Regions from separate parts of the Homo sapiens genome. Here region 1 is linked to region 2. Evidence: chromatin contacts called from ENCODE Hi-C or POLR2A ChIA-PET data. All regions are on one chromosome and are shown on one strand. The core of a region is the stretch at or near the end of the contact, and the rest is flanking DNA. Distances in the headings are between cores, read along the strand shown. Region 1 overlaps STAG2 (STAG2 cohesin complex component). Region 2 has its middle 24 kb from the start of XIAP.

Region 1 (4,036 bases), core at 1,537-4,036, 230 kb before region 2:
TCCTGTTTAGTTCAATTACTAAACACATTAAGGATTATCATTATGGGTAAAGCTTTAAAAGCTCTATATGTACTAATAGCTGGCGCTGGCACATTATATATTCAATCAGAAAATGATTGATCATGAATTTGGAACATCACTAGAGAGATCTTGAATATGAATAAGGTTATCCCAAAACAATACCAGAGCATAAGAAGATCTAGGGGGAGTTGGTTTATTATCTTCAATTTATGTAATCTAATACTTATATCTGTTTCAAAGGCTCTTGCTCACCAACTTTGAGAATACAGAAAACCACAGATTATGCCACCTTCAAATGTGAACAACAATTTTTAATTAAAAATCATACCTTGAAACAAACCATATCGATATCCTCTCCACTGAATATACATCAAACTACAAATAACAGTACATTAGAAACAAGCAACATTTCACTGAAATAACTGATCTCATTAAATGTGTGAGTTTGCTGAAAACAGTTAATGATATTTAGTCTAATAAAAACACTACTGAACCACCACAAACCTTTGTAGAGCTGCTTTCAGTTATCTTAGCAAGTTGCCAAAGGATTACATAGTGAGTACACTGCAGTGCGTGAATAACAATCTGTAAAAAGAATCAAAGGATACAGTTAAAATTTAAAAGTCACAAGACTTCACTTTTCAAAGATAAATGTGTAACTAGCAAATAAATAAAAACCTGCTCAGGCATGTCTCCATTTTCGATTCCAGTTTTCAAGAGTTTGTAATTACAAGCAAATAAATCCCACTTTGAAAGGTCATGGGCACTGTAAAAAAAAAAAAAAAAAAAAAAAAAAATTAAGTTTTATTAAAAAGCTAAGCCTAATGACAATTGTTTTGGACTTGACTGTTAACAGAATGCAGTAAATGCAGTAAACTTTAAAATGCCCCCACAACGACAACAACAAATTAGCTTAGAAATTAACATAACCCACAAAACATGCAAGTTTATTTCTACAGATTTAAGAAAACAGGAACTTCAAAATTCAACTTACTTATGAAAAGCAGTGATCCTCTTCAATGTTGACAATACCTGATATGCATCATCTTCATCAGGTTCTTCACCCTATAAATATTAATTATACATTAAGAACCATCAAAGTGAAAACTCCTAGGCTATCAAAATGTCACTATTACCTTGAAAAATGAAAAATAACATAACAAAACCCACAAATGAACTTTGTCATTCAATACCTAGATCTGGCCAAATTTAAGGCAATATGGCTGGGGAAGTAAGTCAACACAAGTTTATCATAGAAACATCACAACTGAGAGAAAAAACGAAAATGACATTCTTCTTTTTCTTCTAAGTAAACTTGACACAAAATTATAAAGGCATCTATTTTTTCACAGTAATAAATGCACTAGGACAATAAAATACTTAAATGACAAGAAGATCAGAAGGACAATACCTAAAGGACAAAATCTAAGTACCTTAAACATATATCATCATGAAGACATATGACACTAATCACAGATAAACAGGGAAAAACCCTCTGAAAAATGACTAGATATGCTGGTCCCATTTGGATATCAACATCTATTAATATACTTTTCAACTTAGGGTAACTTAACTTTCGAAAAATTTTACCAGTCTTACTACAGGAAACATAAAATTGCTTACACATTACTCAATCTACTGTGTTGAACTCTAGTTCTCTCAAAAAAGCACTTGTTTTTAAACTATAACTCTTCTACAAAGTAATTAAATTTAATTAAACCATTGCTTGATTTTAATTTGTCCTAATCAAAATTATATTCAGCCAAGAGTAGAGCTATTAAAATTTTTAACTAAGAATGTAATCATCGTACATCAACATATTTGCACAAACCTCCAATTAGTAAAACTTAATAAGCCCGGAATAACAATATACACCAAATAAAAGTTAAATGAGTAATTAATAAAACAAGAAAACTAGAAATCACAAAGTCCATATGATCTTACAGCATTAATGATAAAAGTGATGTGGAAAAGGCTAATGGCATTAATTTGACAATTATGAATTTTTATTTTAATCAAAAAAACTGAATGTAAATATATATTTCTGGAAAAAATAACAATCACAACAAAAATACAAGTGTATTTAAGTACTATGCACTAAGCCTCTTTGGAAATACAAGAGAAAACACAGGAAACTCCAACAGTAGCAGCGGCTATAATAATAATAACTTATTAAAGTTTTATAATATCAAAACCCAGACTGGATGTGTGGCTCACGCCTGTAATCCCAGCACTTTGCAAGGCCGAGGTGAGTGGATCACCTGAGGTCAGGAATTCGAGACCAGCCTGGCCAATGTGGTGAAACCCCATCTCTACTAAAAATACAAAAATTAGCCTGGTACAGTGGCACACGCCTATAGTCCCAGCTACTCAGAAGACTGAGGCCGGAGAATCGCTTGAACCTGGGAGGCAGAAGCTGCAGTGAGCCGAGATCGTACCACTGCGCTCCAGCCTGGGCAACAGAGAAAGACTCCGTCTCCAAAAAAAAAAAAAAAACATAATGTCCTTCCCTAACCTACACTGCCAAAACACTTAGAAATACTCTACTTTTTTTAGGCTACCTAGTCTAAATCTAGCTCTCCTTTTCTGTTCCATTAACACCCTATTCCTTAACAGCCCTGGTTCAATAAAAACCAGGTAACTGTTCAGATCATTTCTCAAAACAAAAAAGATGTTAGTTTTGCTTTCACCTTCTCTGAGTCACAGATTCTTACCACTTTCCTATTTTGGTGGAGGAGTAGCCTGATGAGTCATAGAATGAAAAGCCTGAACATCTTTTCAAAATACTGCTAGGGACTATCACCAAGACTTAACACTTGGGTGACTAATTAGCTTACTGCAGTAGAGGGGCTCAACTGACAAAATACTTGTAATAGTTATAATATATACCTCTTGCAGAAAATCTTCAAGAAGCCGGTTAAATTTATCTGCCAATTCATCTATCAGTTGACTTCTTGAAATATCTACTCTGTTGAAGATTGTGAACTCTTCATTACAGAGTGCATGGTAAGTTTTAGAACATGCTTCCAAAACATCTGTATCTGTGTGCTTCTCTACAATATTCCGGATCTGTCGCAATAAGGCATCCAAATGCTGCAAAATAATAATATTTTTCATCAAAACTAAGGCATATATGATAGGTATAAAGTGACTACATGACCATACCACCATGGAAAAAATTTTCAAATACAGTAAGTCTACAACACAGAGCGTACATTTTAAGGTGCTTTTCTAATCATGATAAATAAATACACTGATCCATCCATACTTTTTCCTCAACTTTAAGGGAGATATTACCTACCTCATAGGGCTATGGTGAGAATGCTAACATATACTAAGAGCTTACATTAATCCACAGAACATAGCAAAAGTGTTCAATAAATATTAGTTGATTTTGTCTTATAATTGTTATTATCGTCTATGGCCATACCACCCTGAATGAGCCCAATCTCATCTAATTGTTATTATCTAGTTATCCACCCCCAGTCTCTATAAATGATCAGTGACATAGTCATATAATAGCTAAGAATGAAGGTACAGTTGTGGGCATGAAGCAAAGGGAAGCATCATTACCGCCATTCTGTAAGTCAAACTAAAGTACAGAAGACCTAAGCTATAGGTTTCCTTTCTTAAAATACGTTCCAAAAAAACATTTTAAGAAATATAAACAAACGCTATGATATAATGAACTGAATAATTTTTCTTAAAGGTTTTTTTTACACAAAATAATCTTACCTTTTCTAATCGTCCAGTGGTATATATTTCCAAATCAAAGTACTGAGGCAACTGCAACAAGTTAGTCACCTTTTCTGCATCTACAGAGTACTGTGAAATATAAAGATCACGTTAAAAATATCACAATAAGAAAGCATTATAATATTCTGTGAGGCATTTAGGGAAAAAAAACTCATTTCTTAGTAACACTATGATATTGACACAAACTTACTTTTGCTAATAACTGAGGAAGGGCCACGGCAAAAAGCTCAGTGATTTTTGTCCTATCATCCAACTGTGT
Region 2 (3,981 bases), core at 1,083-3,582:
TGCACTCCAGCCTGGGCGACAGAGCGAGACTCTGTCTCAAAAAAAAAAAAAAAAAAGAGAAACCCTGTCTCTACTAAAAATACAAAATTAGCTGGGCCTGGGGTGGCACATGCCTGTAATCCCGGCTACTCAGGAGGCTGAGGCAGGAGAATCGCTTGAACCTGGGAGGCGGAGGTCGCGGTGAGCCAAGATTGTGCCTTTGCACTCCAGCCTGGGCAACAAGAGCGAAACTCTGTCTCAAATAAATAAATAAATAAATAAATAAATAAATAAAAATAAAAAAAACTAGCCCGGCATGGTAGTGGGTGCTTGTAATCCCAGCTACTCAGGAAGCTGAGGCAGGAGAATCACTTGAACCTGGGAGGCAGATGTTGCAGTGAGCCGAGATCGCCCCATTGCACTCCAGCCTGGGTGATAGAGTAAGACACCATCTCAAAAAAAAAAAAAAAAAAAAGCAAGAAAGAAAAAAAAGAAATGAGTTATGAAACCATGAAAAGACATATAGGAACTTTTTTTTTTTTTTGAGTCGGAGTTTCACTCTTGTTGCCCAGGCTGGAGTGCAATGGCGCGATCTCGGCTCACTGCAACTTCCGCCTCTCGGATTCAAGTGATTCTCCTGCCTCAGCCTCCCAAGTACCAGGGATGACAGGCATGCGCCATCATGCCCAGCTAATTTTGTACTTTTAGTGGAGACAGGGTATCTCCATGTTGGTCAGGCTGGTCTCAAACTCCTAGCTTCAGGTGATCTGCCCGCCTTGGCCTCCCAAAGTACTGGGATTACCGGCATGAGCCACCAAGCCCGGGCTAGATATGTAGGAACTTTAAATGCGTATTACTCACTGAAAAAAGCCAATCTGAAAAGTCTACATAAGGTATGTTTCCAACTATGTGACATTCTGGAAGAGGCAAAACTATGGAGATAGTGAAAAGTTCAGTGGTGATCAATGGTTAGGAAGGAGAGAGACAGGGATGAATAAGCAGAGCACAGAGGATTTTTAGAGCAGTGAGACTATTTTGTATGATACTGTAATGGTGGATACATGCCATTATTCATTTGTCCAAACTCATAGAATATACAACACAAGGCCGGGCGAGGTGGCTCATGCCTGTAATCCCAGCACTTTGGGAGGCCGAGGCGGGCAAATTGCTTGAGGCTAGGAGTTCGAGACCAACCTGGCAAACATGGCAAAACCTCGCCTCTACTAAAAATACAAAAATTAGCCAGGCGTTGTGGCGGGCGCCTGTAATCCCAGCTACTTGGGAGGCTGAGTCAGGAGACAGGAGAATCGCTTGAACCTGGGAGGCGTGGATTTCAGTGAGTCGGGATCGTGCCATTGCACTCCAGCCTGGGCAACAGAGAAACTCCATCTCAAAAAAAAAAAAAAAAAAAAAAAGAATATACAACACAAACGTGAACCCTCATTTAGTGTCAGAAACAGCAACAGCCTCCTGTAGGAAGGAGTAATCAGACGTTGTCAATGGAACCAACTGTATTGTCTTTTTGTTTTGTTTTGGGCTTGGTTTTTTGTTTTTTTGTAGAAATGGGGTCTCACTATGTTACCCATGCTGGTCTTGGAGGCCTAGGCTCAAGTGACCCTCCTGCCTTGCCCTCCCAAAGTGCTGGGATTATAGGTATGAGCCTCTGTGCCTGGCCCCAGCTATCTTCTTCACCTGTCATGCTTTGGACTCAATCACATTTTGGTTGTGTGGACTGGTTTAAGGGTTGTCAAGCTCACACATAAGACAAGGCAAGGGCCGGCCGGGCGTGGTGGCTCACGCCTGTAATCCCAGCACTTTGGGAGGCCAAGGCGGGTGGATCACAAGGTCAAAAGACCATCCTGGCCAACATGGAGAAACCTTGTCTCTACTAAAAAAAATTAGCCGGGTGTGATTGCACGTGCCTGTATAGTCCCAGCTACAGGAGTTCGAGACCAGCTTGGCCAACATGGAGAAACCTCGTCTCTACCAAAAAAAAAATTAGCCGGGTGTGGTTGCACGCACCTGTATAGTCCCAGCGACAGGAGTTCGAGACCAGCCTGGCCAACATGGTGAAACCTCGTCTCTACTAAAAAAATATGAAAATTAGCTGGGTGTGGTGGCGTACTATGCCTGCAATCCCAGCTACTCAGGAGGCTGAGGCAGGAGAATCGCTTGAACCCGGGAGGCGGAGATTGCAGTGAGCCAAGATCACCCCACTGTACTCCAGCCTGGCAACAGAGGGAGACTCTGTCTCAAAGAAAAAAAAGGCAAGGCAAGGGCCAAGAGCTGACTAATTTGGTTGGTAAAGAAACAATGAGTCATTCTAGATTTAGACATTTTATTACTTAGACAGCAAAAAGAAGACTAAACCTAGGTGAGAGCTCCCTGTGAATCATTGTCCCCAACACTAAAAATACAACACTGGCTGGGCACGGTGGCTCATGCCTATAATCCCAGTGCTTTGGGAGGCTAAGGCTGCAAGATCACTTGAGCCCAGGAGTTCAAGAACAACCTGTGCAACATAGTGAGACACCGTCACTACAAAAAATAAAATAAAAATTAGCTAGGCATGGTGGCAGGCACCTGTGGTTCCAACTGCTCAGGAGGCTAAGGCAGAAGGACTGCTTGAGCCCAGGATTTCAAGGCTTCAGTAAGCTGTGATTGCGCCATTGCATTTCCAATCTGGGCAACAGAGTGAGAATCTGTCTCAAAAACAAACAAAAAAACATGACAATGAAGCAAAAAGGGGCCAGATGACTGCAATGTGTGTTGTGGGACATTGTATTTGGGAGGAGTCCCTTCACAGCTACCACTTGGAGGTTTTATGTTCTGCAGCTTTATAGTATGCAGGATATATATTTATATAAATTTATATTTAATATTTATACAATGTGCATTTTATAAATTTTTATTTATGTATTATATTTAAAAGCAGTTTTATATTATGTGGGAGTGAGGCAGAAAGCTCCATTCCTCATCAGAGCCTGAGAGCCGATGGGAAATTGTCTCATGACAGCCTCCCATGGGAGAGTTGAGAGGTGGGACATGGCCTTGTAGGCTCAGGCCTCTTGTGATTGATCAGGCAATGACCTGGATTGGTCATTATTTGGAAGAAATCCAAGTTCAGACTTTTCAGGTAACTGGCTGTAAATTCCTAGAATCCTTATGTTGTCCTAGAAATTGCTTCACTTCCCTTAACCATTTCTTGCTAAGAGTGAGGAGGAATTAGCGGTAGTTCATTAGTTCATAAATTTAGCCTTTACGTGAATTGCAATATGCTTTAATTTTTTTTTTTTTGAGACAAAGTCTCACTCTGTCACCGAGGCTGGAGTGCAGTGGCGTGACCTTGGCTCACCACAACCTCCGCCTCCCGGGTTCAAGCGATTCTCCTGCCTCAGTCTCCTGAGTAGCTGGGATTGCAGGCATAGCACACCACCACACCCAGCTAATTTTCGTATTTTTTTAGTAGAGAAGGGGTTTCACCATGTTGGCCAGGCTGGTCTCAAACTCCTGACCTCAAGTGATCCACCCTCCTTGGCCTCCCAAATTGCTGGGATTACAGGCGTGAGCCATGGCGCCTGGCCTCCTTCTGGTTTTCTTTAGAAATTCCTGAGCAAAGATCTGTTCTGTGTGAAGTAAAGAGCTCTTAACCGGTGGATGGGCCTAACTCAGTTACAGCCAGGTTTCTGCCCAAAGAGAGCAGACTGAGTCAACAATCCTGCTTCAGGATGGTGTCCGAACAAGGCTTACTCCTGTTTGGGTATGCCACATGTTACTAGACATTAGGACAAATTAAGACTAACATTCAAAAAGTCAATAACCCACAGGAAGCCTGTGGACTACTTTAAAAATACTTTTTGGAAGCCTGAAAAAAATGTATGCCAATGATAAAAAATACTATGCACTTGGGAAATAAAACCTGCAGCTTGGTGAACTAGCAAAGTGAAAGAGGCTATTGTAAGTGGGGGAAAAGTGTCTCTCAAAAAATGGAAATATAGTTTC

Evidence for each region. Hi-C counts contacts between places; a loop is a spot of excess contacts on that map. ChIA-PET counts read pairs that join two places held with the same protein, here RNA polymerase II (POLR2A). Pooled maps may share reads with other maps.
Region 1: a loop to region 2 is called in a map of mucosa of descending colon, with 4 times the contacts of the local background. The contact joins two enhancer-like sites. A Hi-C loop is called at or near these places in 2 of 168 maps with a recorded cell type or tissue (mucosa of descending colon and psoas muscle), 7 of 37 single-sample maps with no recorded cell type and 13 of 50 pooled maps. POLR2A ChIA-PET finds 5 or more read pairs at or near these places in 5 of 52 experiments (OCI-LY7, Panc1, WTC11 and 2 more).

The regions. Positions count from the first base shown.
Region 1 is chrX:124,062,926-124,066,961 of GRCh38, reverse strand. STAG2 (STAG2 cohesin complex component) reads right to left here. Exons shown (of 35, transcript NM_001042750.2): 18 at 3,968-4,036; 19 at 3,757-3,846; 20 at 2,911-3,114; 21 at 1,016-1,086; 22 at 700-787; 23 at 526-606. Among named protein-coding and RNA genes, the nearest start is that of STAG2, 100 kb to the right of the region's middle. Within about 2 kb of position 2,786, at least 2 of the 41 ENCODE cell types and tissues checked have a DNase peak (open chromatin) inside an H3K27ac peak, as active enhancers do.
Region 2 is chrX:123,834,527-123,838,507 of GRCh38, reverse strand. No RefSeq gene overlaps it. Among named protein-coding and RNA genes, the nearest start is that of XIAP, 24 kb to the left of the region's middle. Within about 2 kb of position 2,332, at least 3 of the 41 ENCODE cell types and tissues checked have a DNase peak (open chromatin) inside an H3K27ac peak, as active enhancers do.